Linked DNA regions of Mus musculus: all the other regions are linked to region 2. Evidence: chromatin loops called from intact Hi-C (ENCODE). Cell type or tissue: gastrocnemius. All regions are shown on one strand. Region 1 overlaps Ptprg (protein tyrosine phosphatase, receptor type, G). Region 2 holds the start of Ptprg (protein tyrosine phosphatase, receptor type, G). Region 3 overlaps Ptprg (protein tyrosine phosphatase, receptor type, G). Region 4 has its middle 120 kb from the start of Mir5124b. Region 5 overlaps Ptprg (protein tyrosine phosphatase, receptor type, G). Region 6 overlaps Ptprg (protein tyrosine phosphatase, receptor type, G). Region 7 overlaps Ptprg (protein tyrosine phosphatase, receptor type, G).

What was found. A loop is a pair of places that touch in the nucleus more often than their neighbours do. Peaks named below come from ENCODE experiments on the same cell type or tissue, not always from the same donor. Only the 100,000 strongest peaks of a DNase experiment are listed, where the experiment ranks them.
Region 1: it touches region 2 in a loop (2.6-fold over the local background); 13 of 42 quality-filtered maps call a loop at or near these places.
Region 3: it touches region 2 in a loop (2.8-fold over the local background); 4 of 42 quality-filtered maps call a loop at or near these places.
Region 4: it touches region 2 in a loop (2.8-fold over the local background); 8 of 42 quality-filtered maps call a loop at or near these places.
Region 5: a loop joins it to region 2, with 2.3 times the contacts of the local background. A loop is called at or near these places in 2 of 42 quality-filtered maps.
Region 6: it touches region 2 in a loop (4-fold over the local background); 15 of 42 quality-filtered maps call a loop at or near these places.
Region 7: a loop joins it to region 2, with 3.0 times the contacts of the local background. A loop is called at or near these places in 6 of 42 quality-filtered maps.

The regions. Positions count from the first base shown.
Region 1 is chr14:11,804,721-11,808,720 of GRCm38, forward strand. All of the region lies in intron 2 of Ptprg (protein tyrosine phosphatase, receptor type, G), which reads left to right. Among named protein-coding and RNA genes, the nearest start is that of Gm52128, 230 kb to the left of the region's middle. In gastrocnemius, a CTCF peak has its summit at 2,153 (motif pointing left); no DNase peak of the experiment used is centred here; H3K27ac peaks cover 2,119 bases.
Region 2 is chr14:11,549,657-11,553,656 of GRCm38, forward strand. It overlaps Ptprg (protein tyrosine phosphatase, receptor type, G), which reads left to right and starts at 3,897. Exons shown (of 30, transcript NM_008981.3): 1 at 3,897-4,000. In gastrocnemius, no CTCF peak of the experiment used is centred here; DNase peaks (open chromatin) are centred at 2,481, 3,093 and 3,832; H3K4me3 peaks cover 1,877 bases; H3K27ac peaks cover 1,826 bases.
Region 3 is chr14:12,056,480-12,060,479 of GRCm38, forward strand. All of the region lies in intron 5 of Ptprg (protein tyrosine phosphatase, receptor type, G), which reads left to right. Among named protein-coding and RNA genes, the nearest start is that of 3830406C13Rik, 230 kb to the right of the region's middle. In gastrocnemius, a CTCF peak has its summit at 1,664; no DNase peak of the experiment used is centred here; H3K27ac peaks cover 3,899 bases.
Region 4 is chr14:11,158,714-11,162,713 of GRCm38, forward strand. It overlaps a transcript of Fhit not described here. Among named protein-coding and RNA genes, the nearest start is that of Mir5124b, 120 kb to the right of the region's middle. In gastrocnemius, no CTCF peak of the experiment used is centred here; DNase peaks (open chromatin) are centred at 2,205, 2,539, 3,190 and 3,350; H3K4me3 peaks cover 2,185 bases; H3K27ac peaks cover 2,048 bases.
Region 5 is chr14:11,662,941-11,666,940 of GRCm38, forward strand. The region is part of intron 1 of Ptprg (protein tyrosine phosphatase, receptor type, G); the gene reads left to right. Among named protein-coding and RNA genes, the nearest start is that of Gm52128, 92 kb to the left of the region's middle. In gastrocnemius, no CTCF peak of the experiment used is centred here; a DNase peak (open chromatin) is centred at 1,521; H3K4me3 peaks cover 963 bases; H3K27ac peaks cover 2,013 bases.
Region 6 is chr14:11,810,650-11,814,649 of GRCm38, forward strand. All of the region lies in intron 2 of Ptprg (protein tyrosine phosphatase, receptor type, G), which reads left to right. Among named protein-coding and RNA genes, the nearest start is that of Gm52128, 240 kb to the left of the region's middle. In gastrocnemius, no CTCF peak of the experiment used is centred here; no DNase peak of the experiment used is centred here; H3K4me3 peaks cover 402 bases; H3K27ac peaks cover 3,258 bases.
Region 7 is chr14:11,866,492-11,870,491 of GRCm38, forward strand. All of the region lies in intron 2 of Ptprg (protein tyrosine phosphatase, receptor type, G), which reads left to right. Among named protein-coding and RNA genes, the nearest start is that of Gm52128, 300 kb to the left of the region's middle. In gastrocnemius, no CTCF peak of the experiment used is centred here; a DNase peak (open chromatin) is centred at 2,337; H3K27ac peaks cover 3,036 bases.

The DNA.
Region 1 (4,000 bases), 260 kb after region 2:
TCCCTGCCTAGAGCTATATGATGGATACATAGAGACTTGATAGATGCTCAGAGCAGCTGGCTGTTAACCTTGGCTCTTTTGGATTGAATGTGATACAGAGTGTGACAGCATGCTCCAGACAGGCTTATTGATCCTTTGCCCTGTTCAACACTGAATTGATTCCTATAAATATATTTATCAAATAAACCAGGAACTGCTGGCCCATGAAGAACATTTTAGTTACAGCTTCTATTTTCCTTCCTTCCTTCCTTCCTTCCTTCCTTCCTTCCTTCCTTCCTTCCTTCCTTCCTTCTTCCCTCCCTCCCTCCCTCCCTCCCTCCCTCCCTCCCTCCCTCCCTCTCTCCCTCTTTCCCTCCCTCCCTCCCTCCCTCCCTCCCTCCCTCCCTCCCTCCCTCCCTCCCTCCCTTCTTTTTGTTGTTGTTGCCAAACCCTCAGGGTTGCTATATTATACAGCACCAAGAATGATGTTCCTTACTGCTGATGGTCCCTGTGGTAGCCTAGTAGCTTGGTTCCACTTTTGTATATATACACTGGGAGAGTTATATTACATATTTGCTTCATCATGATTGTGATGTGATTAGAGATCTATCTGGCACAACTTGCAGCTTAATATTACTGACTAAATGATCTATTGTTTTACCATGCGAAATACTGTATGGCAGTCATATTTGACCTCTCTATAAGAGGTACTGGTTTTAAAAACCTAATTTTCTGATACACACACACACACACACACACACACACACACACACACACACACACATGTATACACACATATATGTACACACATACATATTGGTGTTTGTCTTGCACATTTTTCTGTGCACCACTTGTGTGCTTGGTGCCTGTGGAAGCCAGAAGAGATCATCAGATCCCCTAGAACTAGAATTGCAGACACCTGTAATCTGCTATATGGGTGTTGGGAATTAAATCTAGGTCTTTGGAAGAAGAGTTAGTGGTCCTAACCACTGAGCAATCTCTCCAGCCCCACCTCTGTTGTGTTAAATACTTTTTAAAAGACCCAAATTTTTAATATAGATGTATTATCTTAGATATTTATGAGGGGGCTTGCCTAGTATGCAGGAAGCATTGGCTCAATTTCCAGCAGTGCACAAACTTGACATGGTGATACATACGTACAACCCTATGATTTGTGAGGTAGAGGCAGGAGGTTCAGAAGTTTAAGAGCATCCTTGGATACAGAAAGAGTTTCAGGACAGTCTGTGATACATGAAACCCCACACCTCCAAAGGATAGATTTAACATAAAAATTATTATGAAGTTCAAATTGGTATCTGTATTTTGTTTGCTAAACCTGGCATTTCTAGTTTGATAAATGTCTCCTTAAATAACTTGGAAATGAAACAGCATGGATGGGTACTGTGTGATATCTACCTGATGTAATGGTGGTTGTAATGAGGTAGTGTGTGGATATCTGCATGATATAGTGGCAGTAGTCATGAAATAGTGTGCCTATAGCTTTGTGATGTAATGGCGGTAGTTGTGACATATTGTGTGGATAGCTTTGTGATATCGTGGCAGTAGTCATGAGGTGGTGTGTGGATAGCTGATTGATATAATGACAGAAGTTGTGAAGTTTTGTTAACTGATGGTTCAGTTCGAGGCTGCCTGGCTGTTTGCTTTTCTTGCTCTTTCTTACTAAGTGTTTAGAACAAGGCAGCTCAGCACTCATGCTGATGCAGGCATTTATGGATGAAGAGAAATAGATTCATATTCTCTCTCTCTCTCTCTCTCTCTCTCTCTCTCTCTCTCTCTCTCTCTCTCTCTCTTTCTCTCATTGTCATGCTGTCTCCTACCTACCCCTCCTCCATGTTGTCTCTTCCATTCCCTGCCCCTAGTCATATTTTGCCTAGCAGCTTAAGCATCTCTCTGACTAAGATTGCTTTATATTGTTCCTTTGTGTTTGAAAAGTATTTGTGATTTAAAAGGCACCTGGTAGAAACCTGACCCGGGCCCCGTGAATACGAGGTTCACTTGTCAAAAAATTTTAAATGGGTGGCAGAAACTGAGGGATTATTTATGAGAGCAACTAGTGGATGCCACATTGAAATTTCGTGGGAAGAATATTAGGCTATAGATAAGGACAAATCACCTCACAGTGAAGACGATTAAACTGTAGGGTGGCCTCTTGTGGCAAACAGCAACCACTGTTGCTTACAGCCTTCAAAGGCAAATGTATCCTCTGGGAAGTTGTCTGTAAATCTTATTATCCAGGGACTGGAAATAACATTTCCTTTCCCCCTCAAAACCCCACAATGGCAGTTTTCAAAATCACATACTTCATCCTTAAACTTTCATGCAAAAGCCATGACTTGAACTAAACCTCTCCAGCAGGAAGTTTTTTCCAGGAGAACACTTGCTGTAAGGATGTGCACTGTGAGAACCGAGAACAGCACGCTGCTCTCGTGTTCCAGGTGGCAGAGGGGAGGCCCTCTAAGGTGGGTCTCAGTCGAGGCTGTGAAATGTAATGGGATAAAGCAATTTATGCCATGTAAAGGGATGTCTGCCGTGGATCTTATGGGCACACAAGTGCATGAATTAATGTAGATTAAGGTGAGAGGCAGGCAGAAGGGCACTCAGGGCCCATGTATAAACATATGGTTTGTGATTACATGGAACATTCATTTTTCTCTGTAACCTGGAACACACAGTTCTTTCTTGGGAGCTTCACTTCGCTCCTGCATTTTGTCTCTTGTATAAAGTATTATCAACAGCTCATGGATCGAAGCTTGAGGTCCAGATGGGGATGCTATTGAGAGGTGATTTTTGTTTTTCCTTTTTAAATCATGAAGACACTAGCCTGCCCCAGCTCGGCAGCCACATTGACCTGAAACTCCCCTTGTAGCCAGCCTCACACCAGCAATCCTTCTGCCTCAGGCCCTTGAGCACCAGTCACATACCACCTTTCCTGGCTTGTTTAACTCATTGACTGGTTAATGATTGGAAGTCATTGAAATGCACTAGAAATGAGAGGTGTGGCTTACTAGGAAGACTTCCGGAGACAGAGCACCTTCTGCTGCCTTGTTACTCTTTGCTCTGCCACATACTCCTTTCACCATGATATTCTGCCTTGGTTCAGACCCAAAGCAGTGGATTGGGCAAACTGGACAGGAACCCCTCGAACAGCAAGACAAAATAAATATTTCCTCAGGCATGCTGTCACAGCAAAGAAAAATGCATTGCAGGGATGGTAATGATGAGACTTGAAACTCTGCACGAAGCGCTCACTTCATTGTCTAACCCCAGGTAAATGCTCAGAAAATTTGAATTGCTATATTTTATTACTTATACAGATAATGTTTAAGAGATAATTATTGTTACATTGCTAAGTCTCCAAGTTACAATAGCAAGTAATTAATCCGTACAATAGCAATTAATATCTGACTGACAAATTGTCTTCCCGGAACATACGGCTGCTGCGAATGTTTCAGGCATGTTCAGGACAGTTTAACAGATTGCGAAGGACACAGACGCGGGGAAGGTCCGAGCTAGGGTCTGCGGTTAGAAAGCTGTGATTTGCAGTTATTTCCTGACACTGAGCTGCTGCTGCTGCTTAGAAACCTTTCCGGTTGACTGAAATGTAAGCTTGGCCTTTCTTGAACTTGAACTTGGTACCTGCTAGTGCCAGGCCCTTTTGAGTTTTTCTTTCAGCCACAGCCTTGCTAAGTAGCTAAGCTGGCCTGAAACTCCCCATGTAGCCCATGTTCAAACCTGCGATCTTTCTGCCTCGGGCTCCTAAGCACTGGGGCACAGTCACATACACCCTTTCTTGGCTTGACACCTAAGTCCCTTTAATGTGTAGAGCTTGCCATCATGTCTAGACCATGACCGGACCTTGGTGAGAGAGCAGAATGAAGCAAGAGAACATGTGTCCCATGAGATTAAAATGGAACATGGTGGATAATGTAATTTTATCCTCTCTTTTGCTGGTGGCCTGGATGATAGTCCCCACAGGCTCAGGAATTTGAACCTTTAATCC
Region 2 (4,000 bases):
CTGTGAGCTGGAGGTCTAAAGAGCAAATTCCAGGATAGCCAGGGCTGTTATACACAGAAACTTTGTCTCCATTAAAAAACAAAACAAAACAAAACAAAACAAAACAAAACAAAAAACCAACAAGAAGTAGCTGAGCAAGTCTTGGGGAGTAAGTCAATAAGCAGCGCCCTCCCCGGCTTCTGCTTCAGTGGCTTCTGCTTCAGTTCCTGCCTCCAGGTTCCAGCCCTGGCTTCCCGTCTCTAGAACTGATGGACTGTTATTTATAAGCTAAATAAACCATTTTCTACTCCAAGTTAGTTTTGTCACAGCAACAGAAACTACAGTAGGACAAGGACACTGTACAGCCCAGGCCAATCTTCCATTTGTGATCCTCCTGCCTCAGTGTTAGGAGTACTGTGATAACAGGTCTGGGGCAGCAAATTAGGCTATTTTTATTTATTGGGCTGTAAGACATCATACAGCAACAGGCATTGGTACTCCCATAGACCTATGGTAGGCAAGGTTCTAATGTGCTCTTCGAGATGCCCACCCTCTGATATGTAACACCCTCTTCATGAGAGTGACTGACACTTGACATTGGATGGTTACTCCCTTGATCCAACTGTCTTCTAGTACAGAAGTGGTGGGATAGTCACGTTTAAGATTCTAGCCAAAACAGAGAATTCTTTTACTGGCTTTGAAGGAAGTTACAAAGATCCAGAGAGCTGAAAATGAAGACATCCTTTGGCTAACAGCCAGCCAGAAACAAGACTGCAGTTCTCTAACCAATGAGATTAGAAGAGAACCTGCCAGCTCCAGAGTCATCCTGCTTTACACCTTGGTTCAGCTCCAGAAAACACCTGAACTCCACACTTCCATGGCCGGCCTGCCCACGCATTGTGAAAAAATAAGTGTAAGCTTATGCTGCTCATCTGGGGGGTGGGATTTGTTATCAGTAGTAGGAGCTTTCCTTCCTAGTTTTTAAGTTGTCAGCACGTTGCCAAGCTCCTTTCTCCAGTTCTGCTCACTGCCTCGTGCAACCCCCATACCAAGGCTGGAACCTGGAGGCAGGAACTGAAACAGAAGCCAGGGAGTGTGCTGTTTATTGACTTATTCCCCAAGACGATTTCGTCGTCGTCGTCGTCGTCGTCTTCGTCTTCTTCTTCTTCTTCTTCTTCTTCTTCTTCTTCTTTTTCTTCTTCTTCCTCTTCTTCTTCCTTCTTCTTCTTCTTCCTCTTCTTCTTCCTCTTCTTCTTCCTCTTCCTCTTCTTCTTCCTCTTCTTCTTCCTCTTCTTCTTCCTCTTCTTCTTCTTCCTCTTCTTCTTCCTCTTCTTCTTCCTCTTCTTCTTCCTCTTCTTCTTCCTCTTCTTCTTCTTCCTTCTTCTTCTTCCTTCTTCTTCTTCTTCTTCTTCTTCTTCTTCTTCTTCTTCTTCTTCTTCTTCTTCTTCTTCTCCTCTTCCTCCTCCTCCTTCTTCTTCCTCTTCTTCCTCCTCTTCTTCTTCTTCCTCCTCTCCTTCCTCCTTCTCCTTCTTCTTTTTTGTTTAATGGAGACAATGTTTCTCTGTATAACAGCCCTGGCTCACCAGGTAGAAGAACAGCAGGTGTGTCTCTAGGTCAGTTTTGTCCACTAAGACTTGAAATTGGGGCTATTCTATTCACTTTGCAGTTGGTTATTGAACACATTTGTATAATAGGCCAGTGAATTTCTGTTGTAAAGTTAAATTAAAAAACAGCCAAGCTCTGACACTAGGCTAGCCTTGAAGTTATGATTCTTCTGCCTTGGCTTCCTAAGTGCTGGGATTACAGGAATGTGCTAATGGGCCTGACTAAAACATTTAGATTTGGAGGGAGCTGATGGAGCTTGATGTGTGCTTTTAATACCATTTTGTGGTAAATGTCAGCCTGGCGTCCCAGGACAGGCACCAGCCCAGAGAGACTAACAGGCATGGGGTCCCATACACTGTAAGAGGCATGGTCATTCACTCTCCATATTGAACAACTGGGGTACTGGCGTTCCTTCTTTGCATTTCACACTTAATGTCTTCTCAACCACCCCTCCATTGACTTTCCCTAGGTGAGGCAGACAGGCTGGCTTGCCCTTATTATACCCAGCACAGAGTGGATGTGCAGTTCATTTGTTGAACCAGCAAACAGAGTATAGAAAGAATTCAGGGTTGCCCAACAGGCAACACTTATGATGTCGCCGACCTCTGTGTGATTCAAGTCCTACCGACTGAGTGTTAAAATACGGAGTCACCTCGAAGGAGGCAGTCATTTGTGCTAGGGTCATTTTAACGTATCCCGCTCTGACTGGCACTGGGATATCCATCCCTCCAACCCATTTTTCAAGGGAACTGGTCATCATGAGCACTCAAGAGCGACCCTCGAGTGCAACAAAACCAGGAAGTGTCAAATTCCAAAGCAAACAGATTGGCCTCATTGCCTAGCACGGGAAGGGTGTTTGCGGGGTTTGGCTAAAGATAGATCTGGGGGCCCGTTCCAGGAACTTCCTGGCATTTACTAGTTTTGCACCCCAAACTTTTCAGAGGTTTTTCCTTTGGAATTGTGGGTGCGAGACTGCTTTCCTAAACAATGCCACAGACTCTCAGAGCATCTGTATAGTATTTGAAAACCGAAAGAACATCCGGTTGAGATGTTTGGGTGGGTGTGGGACAGTGCCGCGTTGCGATGAAACGGCAAGGGGACACTTTAAAAATATGTCCATATCCTTTTCATAGAGTGGCAGAACAACTATGAAAAAAATACAAATGGCTAATTACGTTGGCTCAATTACAAATTTGATGGAAAAAAAAAACCCAAACCAAAACCTGCCTCCCCTCTTTTAGCACCAACGTAGGAGGAAAAAATAGGTTGCTGAAAAGCCCAAGCGATAAAGATCTCTGTGAGAGCCAAGGGACAAAACTCATTACAGATAAACCTAGCCCTTGCATTTCCCCCGGATGCCTCTCCCTGTAGTTTACTTAAGCCGTGTCTCCTAGGACGGCTGCGGGAAACCAGTCCTGCCCCGGGGTGCTGCTTTCCCCTGCCCCGGGTGAGAGGCGCACTTCATTTGCCCTCTGCCTAACCAGGCCAAGTTGCAGCCACCTTCTTCCCGAATCCGGGGGTTGGGAAAACTCCGCGACAGACCTTCGTAGTTTGGGGAAAAGTCCACGACAGACCTTCGTGGTTTGGGAAAAGCCGATGTGGGCCTGGAGCTGGATTTTGCTAGCCTGGGATGGACTCCCGTCCCTTTCCCTATCTCCCAGAGGTAGATTCGAACAATGGAAGCTCGGAAAGGGGGAAGGGGAAACAACAACAACAAAAAAACCTCAATGAAACCTGAGTGCAAAGGCCGCTGGGCTTTGTCTCTTAGCCCGGGAACGCAGCAGGAGAGGGACGCTGGAGGTGCACCCCGTCAAGACACCGTCCAGGTGGTGAGGCCTTACGGAAGTCCCCTCTCCATGAAAATGTAGCTGCTGGTCCTTTCCTCTCCCCCAGATTCCAACCAGACCACCCTTTCCCCCTCCCCCAAGTTCCGGATCCATGAACGAGGTCAGGGATCTCTCCGAATCCGTACTTCGTCTTTAAGAACTCGAAAATGGAGCAAAGCCATGCCGACCCTGGATGGCAGCTGGTCTCTTCCCTGTCTTCAGGGTTACCAGCTCCCCTAAACGCACACCCATAGCCCTAGGCACGCCTGGAGAGGAGAGTAGTGCAAGTCCTTGGAAGCCGGAGCCCAGCACGGCCGCTTTAAGAGACGCGCGCCCCCGCCGGCGGCAGCTCGGGGATGCGCGTCACCGCGCGCCCGTGCTTGCGCGCCCCCGCCGCCGCGCGCCCCCAGCTCGCTCGCTCGCCCGCTCGCCGGCTTTAAAGTCTCTGCCAGGATCCATGCTCACATGTTACTTCCTGTATGGAGGCATGGCCAGTTTCCAGCCCCGCGCTCTCGGTTCCTCCCCAGCCTGCGCCGGAGCCACAACTTTCAGGAGCATGGACTGAAGGCGCCCTCGCCCCGGCGCCCCTC
Region 3 (4,000 bases), 510 kb after region 2:
ATTACTTAGCTGTGTTGGATTTGGACAGACAGTCCTGTTGCTTCAGTGGAGGATCCTGGGATATCTCAGGCACCTGTGGCACAGGCTGAAGAGGTTATTGCCTAAAGCTAAGGTCCCCAGCCGTTGTCCTCACCATGGCCACCCAGGCCCAGTGCTGAGAATTTATTTATGAAGCAGGCTGAGAAGATTTCGATGTGGGGAGTCTTGGAGGTGATTACACATAGCAAACAGGGCTTTCCACTGCATTAACAGCTTCTTGGGAAATACAGAAATGGGTCTGCCCCATTTCTCATGACGAGAATGTCAGGTAACATTCTCCTCATGAGAGGACTTTTTGGGCATTGTCACAGAAGGAAGGCTGAGACCTGCCACAGGCCAAACAAAATAATCTAACCTGGGTGTCTTAATCTCCCTAGCTTAGTGTGTTCATCCCTGGCTTTGTGTATGTTGAGCTGTTACAGTGTTTTCCTGTCAAGTGAACATGAAATATCAGGCCAGATACCCAGCAGAGAGCTGGGCCTTCAATTACCTCGTTGGTGTAAAGCTTCATTCACGAGCACGTGGGTCATAAAACAAAGTGAGACGGTGACTTACCATTCACAGTTGTTTGTCAGCAATCATGATGTCAGAGGGGACCCTGTTGCACAGAGCTGTTGTTCTTGAAGGACACAGGCCCCTTGTGTGGCCTACAATGAGGTGGAAGAAGAGTGCCTGGAAGGAGATTTATGTGCTGTGGCCTCACTGGGGAGGCACAAAGCAATTGATTCACACCAATTCAGGAGCTCCTGTGTTGTCCTTTTCAAGTATGGGCATAATTGAGGCTCTTTTGATATCTAGCCACCACATATTTCTTGAGGACAAGAATGTATGCCTGTGAGGCCTGGATTCTGCTCTGGTAAGGATTCTGGTAAGGATGCTCTGGTCATTGGCTGTAACCTTGTGCTGTACTCTTTGTGGCCATCCAAGCCTACTGGGGAATGCGTATTAATAAAATAAATGTGGTAATGGGGTCCAAGAAGAAGCTCAGTTAGAGACAGCAGAGACAGTGTTTGCTGGACAACCAGCCTAGTCGATTTGAAGGGCTTCAGGCCACCCCATCTTAAAAAGCAAGGTGAACAATAGGTAAGGGATCAGTGACTCCAGTGTCCACTAGAAGGTGAGCTCTGCCTCCCCCCACATGTTTCATATCAGCATGTGCATACGTATGCACCCATACACAGATGAATATGGTCACATACATACACATACATAACTAAATGTAACAGTGGTCATACAAGCTTAATTAGGTCTTGAAAGGAAAGAGTGCTTTGAGAGCCTGTGATGTCAACAGGTCTAGTTTAGCATCAGGAAACAGTTCCCTGAAGAAAACAGTACTGAGCTGAGGTCAGCTAAAAGGGAAGTACAAACAGATTGTTGTGGGATTGTATCTGAAAGGCTACAGCTTACTGATGGCCTCTCAGCAGAACTGTGGGTACCCAGGGGGTGTATAAAACCACAAGTGCTGGAGGCGATCCTGACATTGCTGGAATCTCAACAATGTGCCTAGAGTCTGGAAGGCCACCAATTCTGGACTTTGTCAGTGAGCCATGTCAAGAGGTAGGACACCTAACCTCTTTAGCATTTTAAGCAAGTGTCAGTGAGTGTGTCCTATGTGTGCGCCCTCTGCAGAGAGGCAGGGATAATGCACTGAAGTGGTTTGGCTGTAAAGAAAAGAGATGGTGACCTCTGGAAACTTGGGAAAAACAATCTTTCTATTACCAAGATTGAAAGCAAATTTATGTTCTTATTCAGGAGACAGAAAGATTAATTTCAGGCTCTTGGAGCCTGTATTTGAAGCAACTCATTAAAATAGCACTTTTGGAGCAGGGATGCCAGTCACTGCTCCTGGAGTAGGGGCGGGGCTTGAAGAGCAGTGCTCCCAGCTGGGCTTGTTGAAACACCCTTATTGTTCTAACACTTCCAATTTATCCAAGCTCAGCTCGTGCCACTTCCCTCCTTGGATGTTCACTCCTATAGCACCTGTTTCTCTCCTTGTCTGTGTGCACCGGGTATTGAATGAACCCTTTGCCTTGTTGAGGCCGTGTTTTTATTTTTGGTGAGCTTTTTTGGCAAACCTGGCAGAAAAGATGGTGATGATCAGTTCGTGTGCTGGTGCTGTAGTGTGTTTTATCTTCGGATACAACGGGCCTCTTCTCATTGCATGAGTTAATCTTGCTCCTGTCTCATAAAGCATGTGAAACCATGGATTGAGTTAGTGTATTTGTACAAGATAATCTGTAGGTTTCCTGTGTAAAAATGACTGTCCCCACTCACAGGAACATATTACCTCTCCACCCTTGTGTGTGAGGCCAGGTTGATGACCAAGCAGAAGCCCAATTACAATTATCTGAACAAAAGAACAAATTATGTGGCTGGCCTCTGTCTGCACTGCCCTTTATACCAGTCATATTGTACTCACTTACAATTTACAGTTCCCAAGGCCTTCCATTCCTATTCCACTTTTAGTAACACATAAGAATTTTAAAATATATAGTTTAGTAGCTTATCTTAAAAGCACAAAGCAAAAAAACCAACCACCTTAAAACGAAATTATGGGCCGGACTCACTTAAGATGACACCATTAGAAACTCACTATTAGAGACAACAAAGAAGCCGTTAGCCAACTTCCCTATCATCATGCACTTAAGTGAAGGGCAAACCCCTATTCTCTTTGTAAGTGATTGCCTCCTGCCACTTAGTGCTATAAAGGAGACATTGGTTGTAAAATTCTAATGCTATAAAATAGGCTTGGTACAGGACGGCCTGTGCAGTTCCCTTAGATCTTACTCATGCAATCTTCTGGCTGAGAAGGGAGACTATGCCTCCCGTCAAATGTAGTTCAGGATGTTCTGCCAAAGGCGATGTAACTCCAGACCTGTGTCTAGTCCAGCAAATACAAACCAAAGCGGCCCACAGCAGCTCTTGTGGGTTTTAGAGGACTGTTGATCTGAACGTACAGTGAGTCACGGTGCATCGTGACACACCTTTTCTTCTTAGGTCAGAAGAAGATGTTTCTTCTACCTTCACCCAAATTAGAAAATTCTGGAGCATATTGGGATCTGTCAGAAATCAACCTTATCACAGTTTCCCTGGTAGGAAGAAAACGTCACTCTCACATAGTTTAAAAATAGAGCTTCAGAAATCCCAACAGTTGAGTTGTTTAAATACACTGTAGCATGTGTATTAAATACCAGTGAGAATAACTTTAAGTTGTATATGGATAAACATAGACTAATGTTCAGAAGCCATAAAAGCTAGAGATTTGATTTTCTAAAAGATGTCATGCATGCAATTTCCATTCTTCTACTCCGTTTTCTTACTCTCAGGCGTTTGACCAGATCAGACAGTGTGAGGATTTTACTCTTGAGTCCTCATTTAGTTTTCTACTACAAGGTACGCAGAGTGTGCTGCTCATGTTGAAAGAATGTTTTTGTGAGGTGAGAAGCGTAGCCAAACATTAGGTCACAGCATCTGTTTTAGGAGAGGCAGCATTTGAGATTTTCAAAAGTACTTTTTTTAGTGAAATGTTTTAAAACTATATTAAAGCAAAGCAGTGAGTCCCTCTGAATAGTAATAACCCACACCACCTTGCTCAGGTTTGAGTGGTCGCTGCCTCAGAATAAGGTCACTGCCTCTTTGCTTTTGAGGAATCACGGAACTGTTAAAAAGGCCTTGCAAAATATTTAGTATCACTCTGCTTTTCTGTAATTCTTGAAATTTTATTAAGTGTTCTTAACTGCATTATATTATTTGATACTTAAGTAGATGAGTAGGTATTCTGAATATCTTCTACACTCTTCCTTGGCTTTAAGAGTTTTCATGCTCACCTAGTCTTTAATAAGCCTTGGGGAAAGGGCCAGGCATCCATCGACATGCCTGACATCACAGAGTTGGATCAAGCCCCCAAGCCTGTCAGCATGATCCCTGTTTCTATCTCTGCTTTCCAGGAAACCTGGGGTTT
Region 4 (4,000 bases), 390 kb before region 2:
TATGGCCCACCTTTCTTACTCTAAGAGGACAAATTTTAAAAAATCATTTTATTTTCACATACCAAGTTTACGTAACAATGACAAAATAAGGCATATCATTTATCTATCTGCTACAGACTATTGTGAGCTGACAGAAGCCTCAAACTGCTGGGATTTGAATCCCAGGATGCCACATGACTGATATGTATTACCTTTATCTGGGTTGTTGTTTCATCTGAGAAGTCAAAGACATAGGCACATCCATATATATGGCTCTTGGAAGATAACCTCAGAGACCGGAATTTCTCTCTGCCATGTTCTTGTTGAAGTAACATAACCTTGCATCTTACATTTCAAAGCTGCATTTCCACATTAAAAGAGTGAAGTGAGTTTGAAGGACAAGCTATGGGAGCAGAGCTCTGGGGTGCTAATGAATGCAAGTCCATGAATGTGCTCTCAGGGAGCACTGGAGGTCACAGAGGTCGATGGGGAGAACGTCATGCATAGTGATTTGTTCTGAATGTTTAGCCAATAATTTACAAAGTTTGGCCAACAATTTAGAAAGCTGTTATGCCATTACCTAATTATCCAGAAATCGTCTCTCACACGGGGAAAGGTGAGCGGTGTTTGCTTACATATCTGTGAATATATAACTGAAGGTCTCCGTGTCTTTTCAAACCAAAGGTTTGTGTAACACACATGTCACGTGTACATTTCCAATACCTTATATCAAAGTGTTAGATTGTGCTATCTGTGAATGTAAAAACAGCATCCAAACCTCATTTTCTCATCTCTGGAGGAACAAAAAAAAAAAAAAAAAAAAAAAAAGGATTGGGAACCAAAACACAACTAATGCCAAAAATAGAAGTGGAACATATTGACGCTGAACATACAAATTAAGATAAGAACACAAAAGCAAAAGCATCCGTAGCGCATGCCACCAGATATTTACAGGAATGACGTGGGGTAAGGACACGCACTGCCCTGAGGTAACAAGCAACTCGAGGAAGCCTCGGGAAACCCACTTCCCTTTGACCCAAAGGCATGAGAGAAAGACTGCTGGCTGGCTTGATTCTAAAATGAAACAGAGAGGATCCCTAAGACCTGCCAGCTCTGGCACACTGCGCACTTCTCATGTAATGACCCTCACACCTGAAGAGACGAGCACAGAACGATGCTCAGGAGAACATTTGCTGAATTAATGGAATAGGAAAACTTTTCTAACTAAAAAAGAGACTTTACAACAACTGGCCCTCGTGTGTGGTCTATAAAGAACAAATCTTGGGAACGGGGGAGGATAACATTACCTAAATGGCAACCCATCTGCCGTTCCTGGTAGCGTATTGCTATTGGAAGTAAGATGCTGGAGAGTCGTTTCCTTTCTGATATAAACCAACGGTATGACCTCAGACAAACTAGTCTGCCTTACAGGGACCAGTTTCCTCATCGCTGAAATTAAGGTGCATTCAAGCTATATGTAGCTAACATTTTTGAAACCTTTACTCCCAGTAATTCTTCCGAGAGATCTTTGAACTGGACTTAAGTAATCTCAAAAGGTTTTGTAGCATTAGCATTTAGTGCCTAATTACAGAAGCACCACTGTGCAACTGAAAGGTTTTGTACTCTATAGTTCTGTGACGTAGGGTCCTTTTCTAGAAAAAAAGCTCTCAAACAGAAGGCGCTACAATTCCATTACTTCTGTTACCCAGGGGGCTTAACTTGAAAAGTTACTTAACTTTCTTAACTTTCGTCCCCTAATCAGTTCGATGAATAGAAAAAATGATTATCTCTACCATATTGCTTTAAAAAAGATTAAATTATAACTGAATCTAATATGCTAAAATAGCCCAATTTTAATACGGCTGTGAAACCTTGGACAGCCTTCTTTTCAAGGTTTTTTGGTAGGGTAGGGAACTACAGAGTGATTTGGAGACCATGTGAACATGCTTTAGCAGAAAAAAAAAATCATATACAATACTTTGAGTACCATTTGCAATCAGGAGAGAGAGAGGGAGAGGGGGAGGGAGAAGGAGATTGGGGAAATCTTTACTAAACATTTTCTCTTACTCCTTGCATAATTAAGCATGTGGACAAAGAAGGCAGCCAAGAAGGCAGGGCATGTGGGAGTCGTAGTTCTAAGGGAAAGGGCTACCTCCCGGGGGACACTTGTAGTGAGACTTCAGTTCCCAGAAGACATCTCGTCCGGCCAAATGGCACATTGGTATCTGAAGTACCTGGCAGGATGGGTGCAATTAAGCAGGACTACAAGTCCCAGAACCCTCCGCAGCCAAGGGCTTGAGCCATAAAATGGAGCCTGAAAAAGGAGCTTTCAGGTACAATCAGCTTAAGCACGGATGCTCTTAGGGCTGCCCTTGGCAGAACAAGCCTAGCCCTGATTAGTGTTTCTCTAAAACAACCGCTGGGTATTTTCAGCATATTTCGGAGACCGATAATAAACAGTTTTCAACCGACAAACTTTCGGAAGCCTGGCTTCAGTGCTGATTACATTTGCAAACAGCTTCTCTGGTCCACTAGAGCAGGGAACATTAGGCTGGTTTTTATCCACATGAGGACCGCTGGGCTGGCCGTCCAAGGTCGTATGACAGAGGCAAAGGTGGCCGAAGTTCCAGCAACCTGGCTCCTTCCTTCTACAATCTGTTTCAGCTTTCAATTCCTGAGTGTAAAACTAAAATTAAAAACCACAAAGGCAGAGGGTCCAACCAGTGACGAGTTCTCGAGCCACAGTGAATTGATGTGGGTTTGTTTTTCTTTATTGTATGTTTTAAACTTATCAAAATGCAAAGTCTTTCCCAAAATATTGTTCTCCGTGAACCCTGTTCTGCAGCTGCCCTAGAACCTGTTCAAACCTTTTGGGGCACTTAAGCTAGGTGTCTGTTTAACACAGACCTGTTTGGGCTTCCTGACACTTGTCTATGGAACGGAAGAACTATTCAAAAGTAGCCACAATGACACCTCGTGGACCTGCTATCGCGACCCGGTGCCTCAGTTTACCCCAGGGGAGGGTTGAGGCTAGGACATGTGCTCGAGAGCTGGGGCGCCTGAGTCCATCCCGAGACGTCTCATCAGGTGAGCGAGTTCTCCTGTCAGATGGCCACTATCAGGCAAGCGGTGCTGGCCTGTCCCCGCCCCGCGGGCCGCAGGGATACTGACCAGACGCGCACAGAAACCCAGCCCGCGCCCCACATTCTGTTCCACTTGGGCTTGGCTCCCGCGCCCCTACCTTCCAAGATCTTGGTGGCTGGAATGAAAGGCAAGAGGGCGGGAGCACGGGACAGGAGTGCCGCCTGAGCGTGTCCCCACTGGGGTGGACCTGGGAGCTGACGGGAAAAAAAAAAAAAAAAATCCCACAGCAGGCCCAAACGGGACGAACTACAATCCCCACAGCAACCTGCGGTAAGGGGCGGGAGCCAAGGTGGCTTCTCATCTGAAAACAGGCGCAAGAGCCAATACGCGAAGAGCACTAGACTACGCTGTACCAATCGGGAACCAAATGTCAGTATCAACACTTCTTAGAGCATCTAAGGTGAGACTCCCCTTTGAAGGAAATAATTGTCATAAATCACAGTCTTTAGCCTTTAACAAATGGAAAAAGAAACACGACTGTTTTTCTCTTGAAATGAAAGCCTATTCAGTACGTTCCTTTGCTTTTCTCCGAAAAGAGCTAACTGCTTCACTTCCTGTCTCCGCTCCGGCTCCTTCTTGATTACTTAAGACTTGTGTTTTTCCTCAAACATGTCCCCAAAGTCCCTACTAGATCCAGGATATGACTACCCTTGGCCTCCCATGACATCCCAACGAAATCCCATCACAGTCTTTCTGTGCCTTCTCCCAGCCTTTATCCTCTGCCTTTGTAATAGTTTTCAAGTAGGCTCTTGCCACAAATCATTGCAAGTTGTTTGTGTTTTTTATTGTCTTACTGTTTCTACTGGGATACAAGACCTTGCAGAAGTAGATTTCTATTTGCCTACAGTAGTTCTTACACCTGGGGAAGGGGGGGGGG
Region 5 (4,000 bases), 110 kb after region 2:
CCTGGGACACCATTTTCTTGGTTTTTAAAATATAACTGTGATGGTTTGTAGTGACCCAGGGAGTGGCACTATTAGGAGGTGTGGCCTTGTTGGAGTAGGTGTGTCACTGTGGGGGTGGGCTTAAGACCCTCACTCTAGCTGCCTCAGTCTTCTACTAGCAACCTTCAGATGAAGATGTAGACTCTCAGCTCCTCCTGCACCATGCCTGCCTGGATGCTGCCATGCTCCCACCTTGATGATAATGTACTGAACCTCTGACCCTGTAAGCCAGCCCAATTAAATGTCCTTTTAAGACATGCCTTGGTCATAGTGTCTGTTCACAGCAGTAAAATCCAACTAAGACAGTAACACATGCCTTTAACTTCAGTGCTTGGGAAGTAGAAGCAGGGAGATCTCTGTATGAGGCCAGCCTGGCCTACAAATCTCATTCTACAGCTAGGGCTACACAGAGATATTCTTGTCTGGAAAAATCAACCAACCAACCAACCAGCCAACCAACCAACCAGCCAACCAACCAACCAACCAACCAACAGCAAAAAAGCCACCTCATCATGAAAACCCATGTCTTAAAACTTCAGGGTGATCCTTGCAACACCAGCATGGCCTAAGTAAGTTACATAAAGTTGTACCAGTGCTCAGTCATTTGAGTCGGATTGTCATGATGTGGAGGAGAAGGTGTTGGTTATAGGAAGTACACCCAAATACTTGCGATCTGAGGTTGGTGAGATCTACCGTGGGTTATCAACTGGTTCATTATTGAACGTGTTTCCAGATGTAAGGAATGCAAGGAATGTGGTTTTAAATTTCAACATCAAAAGAGTAGAGTGTGCTAATGATGGCTTTAATTCTTTCAAAAATTTGCATGAAAAGGTGACCCTGTCCCCCTGGGTCCCTCCCGGCCTGACTGCCCTCTTTTCCAGGTGTGGTTGTTTGAAAGGACAGCCTCCTGCCCAGCAGGCAGAGCTCCTGCCGCTTTGTTTCCCATTCCTTGTCCTAATCCTGCGTTTGTGACATTATAATCATCACCACAAGTGGCTAATTGTGATGTCACAAAAGGGGATTATGACTCGAAATGGGGAATAAACAGCAGGCACAGATTAATTCCTAAGCAACGAAGAAGATTCTGTTTGGTGCAAATGCCCCTGGGTAATAAAATTTAATACGGAAAATGGCAGGAGGAAGACAAAGGGAACACAAGTGAACTATTAGCCAAGTTGTCTTTAAGCGGGCAGTTCCCCTTTAATTTTCCACGTAGCGTGAAAATCTCCTCTACAGGAGATACATGGATTTGGTTTTAAGCCTAACAAAACTCAAGGTGCCTTATGAACTGACCCGTTGCAGAGGGACAGAGGGACGGCACACCTGGGCTGCGAACTGGGTCATTAGGGGTGTTTTTATTTTCCAAAAGCCAAATTGCTCTTTGAGTCAGTATTGCAGAAGTCAGGCTATAAAGATCAGTATGATGACCAAGAACAGCTGGGCTGGTAATTGACAGCAGTCCCAACCTGGGAGCCCTGGCAAAGCCAGCCGAGCCTGACTAGCAGCGTTGATCTCTCAGGACAGTTTTCTGAACGGGTTGCGTGTCACCGAAAGCGGTGGTAACAGCTGTTGCTCTGGATTGGCCTAGAATTAGCAGACAAATCTCTGTGGAACTGGGATTTTCAATTCCAGACGAAGGATGGACATTTTCCCTTTGGGGCATGTGTGGTTCCCACACAATTTGGTTAAGCTCCCCTCCAAATTCTCTGCTTCGAATGACACTCAACAACTCCTTTATCCTCAGGGGTTATTTGGCTGTCTCCCTCTCCCAGTGGCTCTTGAATTTGTGGCCTTTTCCTCAAGCCACACAACCAAACTAAACTGGAAATCTCACTGATGGTTTTCGTCTGCTTAGGACAAATTGTTCTGTTCTTCTGTGCATTGTATTTTGTTCTTTCTTGCTTTTCTCAACTTTGACTTAACCCTCACTTGCATGTTGAAAACCTTGACAAATATCCACCAGAGACTCAGGGCTATCTCGGGGCATGGGCAGTAGCACAGCGGAACTTACATTTTAGAGGCGTGGTAAATTTAGTTATGAAAGAGACTACTTATTTGATTCTAGGTACTTAATAATAGCCTTTCTGCACAAAGTAGAAATTATGTGATTACTGTTTTGGGACTGAGATTAGAAGGTGTGGCTCTATCGATAGCATCATCTTTGGCTTAGACAGAGAATCTGGGTGGTAACGGGAGGCACATGACCAAGTGCTTTGAGTTGGACACAGGCACAGCGGTCTTGGGAAAGTTGTGGTTCCCTGGTGGGAATTTCCTCTTGATTCCTGAAACCAGCAGAGATGGTTCCTGTGTTTGTAAGATGCTCTTAGGACCACGTGTTGCCTCTTTTCTTTTGATACTTAACAGCCCCCGCCTAGTTTGTTAACCATGTGTGTGCACACGTGAGTTGAGGGTGGCTTTCTGGCCCTTCCACACTGCCGGCTCATCTCCTGGGTTGTCCCATCTTTACACCACATGCAACCCTTCAGGGGTTTTCAGCTCTTTTAAGCAATGTGTGCTGTTTTGTGGGAGCATTTATGGCTCTCTTTTTTATTTTATGCATCCATTTTGGTGTGTGGTGTGGATTCATTCCAGCCAGTGTTTGCCACACTGCAGTAATGTTGGGAGAAGCAAAGTACACGTGTTCAGCTGGGAAGAATTCTGTTTCGGCATATGACAGGGACTCCCAAATCCTCTGTGGGTCTAAGTGGACGGACAGCCCATAGCCCAGTGCTGTGGGAAATGCAACGTCCCGAAAGCTGGGCCTTGGATCTTGGTGCATTTACAGCTCTGTCTGGGAGCTAAACCTGGACCTTGTAAAACAGCTTAGGGCAATTTCATATCCAGCACTCAGCATTGGATTCCTTTTAAAATTCTGCAGGACTTAGAGATCTGGGTTATACAGTTTACTAGGGAAAGCTGTTTGGATTTGTTGAACTTGGGAATGAAGTTTGAAATGACAGTGACCGTTGTCTTCAGATGCTCTAGTGTGTAAATGCCCTTTCTGCCTCTGAGGGGCCTTAGCATACGTTTAACCCAAGTCTGGTCTCCTGAAGGTTGGTCAGTTCCTCACTTCCAGCCTCACATCCTCGCTCTTTTTGTATTGTCAGGTGGTCCTGAGAAAGAATGGTGTGTGTATGTGTGCATGTGCATTCTAAGAGAGTATCAGTTGTCATTTCCTGTTTCGAGAAATATTAAAAAGGAATGGCATTGTCCCCCACTTCAACCTGCTACTCTCACCCCTGGTGGTCTCACCAGCCAGTTCTTATCTCCTGGAGACTCTCTGACTCAGAGCTCCAAAATCTCTCCACCTAGCTTGCTAAGTTCCCACTGGTGATACCATGCCAGCCCCATGCTGCAACCCCCTGCCACCCCAGAGCCTTTGTGGTGCACATCGGCAAAACCTATGCTTTGCAGTACTTTTCTCTCTTGAACCCAGTCTAACTGCCATGTGAAGGTAAACACCATGCAAACTTAGTTCAGAAACAATGGTAACTCAATCGCTGGACACAACAACTAGAATCCTAATCTTGTAAGCCATATTAATTCTAAATCCATCTGGTGGCGAATCCATTTAAGCTGGGGGACACTTGTAGCTACATCTTGCCCTCTTGCTATCCCTGTTCAAAAAGCCCCTCTCTCCTGTTTCCTATCTTTCTCTGTCGAACCAGGAAGTCCCGCCTACTCGCCCAGTGATAGATCCCTTTATTCATTAGGGCATGGTTCCCAAGAAGTCACCTGAGTCACCTTGGTTCAGATAGCCCCTCCTGGGGAAGCGGAATTAACACCAAAATACAACAGCACCAGGGCCGTCCACATCATTCTCAGCTTTACTTCCTTGAGATGAGGTTTCTCATTGAACCTGGAGCTATCCAGAGCCCCAGTGATCCAGCTGTCTCTCCTTATACCCCTGACCTCTGAGCCATGAGGTTCCATGTGTGGACCATGGGAGCTCTGCTTTTTC
Region 6 (4,000 bases), 260 kb after region 2:
AGTTAGAACACTTAAGATTCAAATTCTACCTTTAGGGCCCTGAGTGGCTACTCCTGACCCCACTGGCTTATAACTCTTGTGCGAAACCTTTGTAGCTGCACTCACAGATCCCCAGGTCCTATGGGTCCTAAAGCTAAGAATGTCATCATATTGTGTCCTTCCCACATTTTCATAGTCTGCTGTGCCCTGCCTACCTGATGCCCTACCAGAGTACTTGACGAAGTACCTCTCTCATGGCTTCCTTTTGTTCCTTTACTATAAGAACTTCAGTGAACTTGTTAAAACATGTTATGGGGTGTGACCTGCTTGGCTCTGTTTTTGGACCACAGGCACTCACATTCTACTCCAGAAGAAACTCTTACTGCCCTTTTGAAATAAGAGGTGTTTTCCATTGACAGTACAACCAATTTTACAAAGACACAGACGATGCAGTCATTCACATCTTATAGGTAACAAAACACAATTGGTCTCCTGACAGGCAGGTCCTTTAGCGTGAGAATCGAAGGAAACCTGCCTGATTCCACTGCGGGCCCCTGCCTTACTTACGAGTGAAACAATGGTTCAACTAGCATTGTGCAGGTTCTGGCTCAGGGAACATGCTGGATGTTCTGCAGTCAGAACAGGCCATTTCCTCTCTTAGTGGGAAACTCTTCAAGTGTTCCTCTCAAAACAGAACGCCCAGGATTATTTTTGCAGACTTCTGTGGAGTCATTTTTGGACAACACCCTGGAACAGGAAACCACAGTTGCTCCTAAATTTGCACAAGATGGAAATAGATAACATTCTTGAGCAACCACAGCCACACTTTGTGCCTTCAGGTTCATGGAGTGGCAGATGGCTTGTGTAATGATTTTCATACCTGAACAATTCACAGGATCCTCTGGTGTGGGGGATTTCATAAATTCAGAGGGCTTGTTTTAGGAACTGGAAGTGCAGGGAAAGTGTGGAGAGTGGAGGAGAGAGATGTTCTATGAGTCAGGCTTTGGGGAGGTGTTCTTGGGAGATGGATTGCAAGCAAAACCGTCGAGCAGTGCAGATGATGCAAGCTGTGTGCAGTGGTCCCCAAGGCTGAGTTCCGCCTGTGACATTGCAGAGCATGTGATACACTTAATATAAGAGAGGATGTTGCAAAGCAACTAAGTAACATCACAAAGTAGCTGCTTTCTGACATGTTCCTTTACCGGGGTGAGAATCCAAAACTGATCATGGGAGAGATCCTAGGCACACATGCCTTTCCCCGGCAAGGATGCAAGACTTGGATTCCTAACTTGTTCACCCCGGACGCTATCCCTGAATGATTTTAAGTCTATTTCTGCTGATTTATCAAAGCTGAGTTGGTTAAAGCAAACTTGGATTTTCACTGATACTTTGATTTTCATGATTAATCAGCTAAATTTTGCTTATGTATATAGCATATGCAGGTTTGCTATATTTTTATGTATGTGCGAGTGTGCATGTGTGGAAGCCAGAGATTGAGTTCAAATGTTTTCCTTCATTCTTCTCCACCTTACTATTTGGGGTTTCAGAGTCTCTCGTCTGGCCAGTGAGCTCCAGAGACCCGCCTGTCTCCGCTTCTCCAGTCTCCTGTTCTGAGAAGCATCAGTGGATCAGGTTTTTCATCCGGATGCTAGGGATGCCAAGCGAGGTCCCCATGCTCATACTCCAGACTCTTCGCCCACTGGCCTTTATCCCTGGCCCCATGATTGATTCTTAATTATTATAAATTACAATACTTCCCACTGGCCTTATTCCCTACCTGTTAGCCAGTCGCAGGCCCCTAACTGAAAGCAGGAGCCCCCTTTATCTCCACGTGTCTGGCAGCCCCTTCGTCCAGTCAGCATTTTGGGCACATGCATTGTGAGACACTGTAGAAGGTGTTCTTGCTCACACGCCATCTACATTTGTTGGTAAGCATGTTCTGTGTTTGAAACCTCTTGGGCCTGTTGAAGCTCTGTCTGTTCTCGGTGGTTTGTCTCTTTGCTGAGAACAGCCTAGACCTTTGTTAGCTGTGATGCTTTGCCTAAACTTTGCCTCCATGGCTGTGTATGCTACTGCTCATGGAAGACACATTTAAGCCTGACAGGAAGGAAAGCTCCACCTTAGGGAAATCTTAGGGATCAATTTTTGCAAAGCACGTCTTTGAAACCTGATCCACTGAGAGGCAGGACTCAGTTTTGTGCCCCCATGTCATGCCATCTGCAGACAGGTTTCTCTTTCTTTTCTTTTCTTTTCTTTTCTTTTCTTTTCTTTTCTTTCCTTTCCTTTCCTTTCCTTTCCTTTCCTTTCCTTTCCTTTCCTTGGGGAGGGGGGGTCGAGACAGGGTTTCTCTGTATAGCCCTAGCTGTCCTGGAACTCACTCTGTAGACCAGGCTGGCCTCAAACTCAGAAATCTGCCTGCCTCTGCCTCCCAAGTGCTGGGATTAAAGGTGTGCGCCACCACCACCCAGCTGCAGACAGGTTTCTTAAGAGTCTGGGTACCCATCAGTTACTTGACAGGTTAGTTCTCAGTGTGTTCCAGAACCTGCCATCATTTTCTGCTCACCTGTGGCAGGATGTCACCTGGGGATTGACCACCTCTCCCATGGTACTGAGACAGAGTTCACAAACATCACACTGTCAGCCAGCTGGACCATGCTAAGAAGATGGTCTAGGTTGGTGAGAAGAGAGGAAGGAAGCTGGCCGGCCTCTTGGAAAGTTGAGGACTCCAGCTCGGATGGCATTTACACAGCTTTTTTGTCTTTAAAAGTTTCTAGAGGGCTGGAAGAGATGGCTATGGGATTAAGAGTTCATACTGCTGTTCAACAAGCCCTGAGTTTGATTCCCAGCACCCATGCAGTCAGCTAATAACTGCCAATAACGCCAGCTCCAGGGGACCTGGCTTCTCCGGCCCTCACAGGTACCTGCCTTCAAGGACTCCTTTCCTACCCACCCATCCCCCAACCACATACATTCATAATTAAAAGATAAAGTAAATTCCCATTTTTTTCACTTCTGTGGGCTGAGGGTAATGAATAGTTCTTTAAAAAAAAACAAACCAAAGCTTCTATTTGGAAAAACATGAAGGCAAAATATCTAACTGCTTTTAGCAAAGAGGTAGGGATACAAAATACCCAGCAAATACCAGAAAATACGCAGCATCCACTGCTCATGTAATAAACTGGCTGGCAGGGCAACCTGAAATATCCAGCATGCACAGCCCATGTTATTAATTGCCTGGCAGAGGCAAAGGTTGTTTGATCAATACGAACTTGTTCATGTTTCTAGATCTTATATTTTTTTACTTACATAGAAGGAGAAACAGTTTATTTCCAAAGTGCAGCAAAGTTTAAAATTCCTGTGACTTGGCAACAGAAAATGTGCGATCATTACACTGTTTTGGATGGGTTTGCTTGTTTGTTTGTTTTGTTTTTTAATTCCAACTAATCTGACTTGGTGCCTGGCGTGGCTGGTAGTATGCTTTGCCTTAGGTAGCATCATTTGAAAGCACAAAGTTAGAAGTTACGACTTAAAAAGTAGTATTGAGATTGGCATTTTTAAATTGAACCAAGCCTGGCGTGGTGGCGCATACCTTTGATCCAGCACTTGGGAGGCAGAGGCAGGCGGATTTCTGAGTTCAAGGCCAGCCTGGTCTACAAAGTGAGTTCCAGGACAGCCAGGGCTATACAGAGAAACCCTGTCTCGAAAAACCAAAATAAATAAATAAATGAATAAATAAATAAATAAATAAATTTGAACCAAATAATTTTCTAGTATTTTGTCATTGTAATTTGCAGAGCTTCAAATATTGATGTAAACAACATCAATGCTTTGTCAATTGATTAACTGATGGACGATTTATTGATTGAATGGGTTTTTTTTTTTTTTTTTTTTTTTTTTTGCCACTAATGATTTCATGTAGCCCAAGCTGGTATGCAGGGATTTTGGGCCTGCACGCTGCACACATCAGTGGGTTTCTTTTTCTATTTATTTATTTCATGAGTGCACTGTTGCTAGTGTGTCT
Region 7 (4,000 bases), 320 kb after region 2:
GACGTAACCTGAAGGAGAGCAGGCAACAGTGAGCTTCCTGTGACTGCTGGGTGTAAGTCCTGCCCCGGCTGCTGCTGCACTTCAGTCTCCGACCCTGGACTGACTGGACACCGAGTTGATGGTGTGAGGCGCCAGACAGGTTTTGAGTTCTTGCCCTTGTCACCCCAAGAGAAGTTTCCTGCTAATGCTTTCAGCGACACACCCTTTCCCTAAACAGCGATGGGTTTTCCAGAAACTCTAAAGAGGCTTAACCTTTTCCCCAAATAGAAACACAGTGGGTCTTCCACTTTAATAACAGGTAGTTATCTTAATGGAAAACCTTTTCTTGGATTCAGTTTTTGGCCAACTTTGAGATCGTTTTTGGAGCACATTAGAGCCCACGTGCTCAGATGGAGCTCTTCTGTGTGAAAGATTTGAAAAGGATCCGCCACAAGCTGAGTGAGATTCCTGTTTGAGATCCCAAGCAACGCTGAGTTACACATGTGGTGGCGCTGGAGAAAGTGGTGCGCCAGCTGAGTGGACCCTGCCCAGCTGACCACGGCAGAACACTGTCACCTCAGGGTTTCAGCTCTGACTTTGGTATAACTGTGAAGAATAGTAAAGCAATACTGACTCTCATGATTGGAAAATACGTGAACTTCATAAGAGGAAGAGAACGGTCAGAATGGTCGCCATGATGTTCATGTGCCCTGAGGCACCAAGTGAGATTTTCCTTGCTGATAAGGATTAAAGTTGGTTTCCAGGTCACTGGGGCATTTTATTTAGAAACTATACAGTGGGGTGTATGGTTATGCCTTTAACCCTGGCACTCAGAGACAGAGCATTCCTGTAAATCCGAGGCCAGCCAGGCCTACACAGTGAGCACTGAGTCAGCCAGTGCTATGTATTGAGACCCCATGTTACACACAAAAAAATAAAGAGATTGGAGGGAGCCCAGTCAGTTCCACACTTGGCATGTAACCCTAGGGACCCAAGTTTCCTCCCTAGCACCCACATGAAGAAGCCCTGGGTACTTTGTGCTGGGGACATTGGTGATCTGCAGCCATGCCTGGGAAGCTAGTCTAGTCTCATTGGCAAGCCCAGGTCCCAGTGAGAGGCTACCTCAAAAACCAAGGGGGAGGCTATGCCTAAGGTTGAACTCTGACCTCCATGTGAGGTCACACACTAGCACAAACAGGAACACACAAAGTATACGTGTCAAGTTCAAACAGTTTAGACAGTGTGTTTTTCATGGGGTGTTGACTCTTGCAGGGTAAAGACACTCTCATCTCATCGCGTGTTTTCTTTGATTTCCTTTTCTTTTGTGCTTAGATCTCTTTTACCCACAGACACTCACTGCTAATGTGTTGCTTTATGTGGTATTTTGTGTGTTCTAGATCATGATATCTTGTTTCTTATTTCATTCAGAACCATCTTCTGAGGTCTGTCTGAATTACGCCATTCTTGCTCATTACCTTTGAGTAGTATGTAGTGTTCTCTATATTCGTCCACTTTTCCTCTTGTGTTTAACTCTTCCCACAGTGAAGAGTTCCCTTGCTTGTCTACATCTTTTGCTTCTACTCACAGTATTATATGGGCATCTTTATACTTAATATCCCCTGGATTTGTGTATAAAAAGATATTTCATTAGAGTTGTATGTATATGTATGTGATTGTGTGTGTATTTGTATGTGGGAGTGTGTGTATATGTGATTTATATAAGTGTGTGTGAATGTGAGTGCATTATATAGGTGTGAGTATGCATATATTGTGAGTACACATGTACATGAGTGTGTGTGTACATTTTTGTGTACCTCCAAATATTCATATATCTATCCCAAAGTGCATTTCTTGAATTTTTATTGAATTAATAAATTTTACATATGTACTGAATTGGATGATGAGCTCGTGAATTCCAGCAATATCTGCTCCCTAGTATGACTGAGCAGTCTTTCTTCTGCTTTATCAATCTACCTTGCTTCATATCTAGCTGTGGAAGAACCAGTACATGAATCATGGGCAGCTAGTGCTTCCCCTTCCCATCTCTGGACTTAAGGTGGCTCGGTATTATAGCTGCATTATCTTTTGCTATGGCCTCTTTTTTCTACTTTAAGTATCGCCTTTTTTGTACTTGCATTTTCTCAACCAAATTGGTTGTGGGTGAAGACCATTGATTGCTGTGCTCAGTGTGGACTTGGCGGCCATGAAGTTCCCTGTAAGATCACCCTGCATCTGACCTTTTCGTCTGGGTCTTGCCTTTGTCCTTGGCCTTGTTCCTCACTTCCTTTCTTCATATCAGCGCTGGCATTCTTGAGAGGCAGCCAGGGACAGACTGCCCAAGCCCTGTGGGATCGCTGTCTAATTTGAACTGCCATTGGCTTCCGGTGGCACTTGGAAGCAGGTCTGAGCATCTTGGCGATCTCAGGTTCTTCCACAGGATATGACCTTTGACTTGTGCTCTTCCTGTTTTAGCTGCTTTCTGGAGTGTGGCTGCCCCCACCCTCTCACCCCACTCCCTCACTGCTACTTCCATTTCCCATGCATCTTCAGCTTTGGTTTGTCTGTGCCCCATAGCTATCTTCATTACCTCCTTTGATGTTCTTTTCTACACTTTATTTCTGTAAACTAATAATTAATATATTATGTGTTTAAAGATAAAAAAGGCAGTGGAGAGCTGAGGTAGGTCTCTGGTGAACTGCAGAAGGCTAGAGTCCTGTGCCTTTATTGTTTCCTAACGTCTTCCATACTAGTTACTTCTCCTCTCCCTATGATCAAGTACTCAGTTTGAGGATACAGTCCATCACAGCAGGGATTTCAAGGCAGCAGGAGCTTGAAGCAGTTGGTCACAATGTATTCTCAATTCAGGAAAAACAGTCTTATTCTCTGCTGGCTTTCTCCTTTGTACAGTCTATGACGAAAGAGCTGTCTACTCAGAATGATGCAGCCCATCTCCATTAACCTAATAAAGGAAGTCCCTTGCTGGCCTGCCCAGAGGTTGCCCACATCTAGACAACCCCTCAGTGGTATGTTACGGGTATTTGGAGATCTTGTCAAGCTATCAATAAATTAAACATTAAATATCCATAGCACACAGATATCCCAAGGGATAAAAGTGTTTATGAGGTAACTACTAGTTAGCACTTTGGCTTCCCATGTAACATTAAGACCAACATATTCCAATGAGCCTGCTTTTCATTTTGTGTTTTACAGTTAGTATATAAATACATTTCATTGCAATTTTCTTGTGGGCTGAATATATATGTGTCTATTAAATATATGTATCTTTCTGTTAGAATTGCCTACGAGTGTATTTTTAATGGGATATGTTATGCATGTCTTTAGCAAAAATGCTATTATGCACTACGGTGCTTTGTCATGGTTTGTCTAATTATTTCCGTATGTTGAAGCGTTGTTTTCAATTTCATTATTTTTTAATGAAATGTAATATTTTTTGGTCTAAATGACCACCCCCCTCCTGGTTATTTCTTTGAAATTACTGCTATTGAACAGTTCTTATTAAAGGCTGCAGGATCATTTAGGAAGATTGAAGCTGAGTTCATGGCTGGCAGTGTATGCCTGTTTATCTTGTGCCCCTCCAGAATTGGGTTTTATAATTTCATTGTGTCTTAATAGCCCTGAAGTATAACTTTAAAGTTCTTCCTATTTGTGTTCCATTCCCTGCTAGAAAGTCTGATTTCGATCCTCGATTTCCTCTATTGCCCCTGCGCTCTTTGATGCCCTCCTCGGGTCACCAGATCGTCTTTCTGTGAGTTCTACAGGGAGCAGGGCTGGCCGTACCCAGCTTTGGTTTGTTTGTGGTATTTTTGGAGCCTCACAGAAGGCACTTCTAAAAGTATTCTTTAATTCTCTGAGAAAATGTGTGGCAGTCAAGAGTCAGCCTGGGATATCCTGCTTCTTTAGAAGTGCCATGTGGTCACTTTTCCCATGCCTAAGTAGTGAGCAAAACAGTGATGGCTGGCATCAGTTGTCTATGGAGCTTTGCATCGAACGCTCAGCTCTT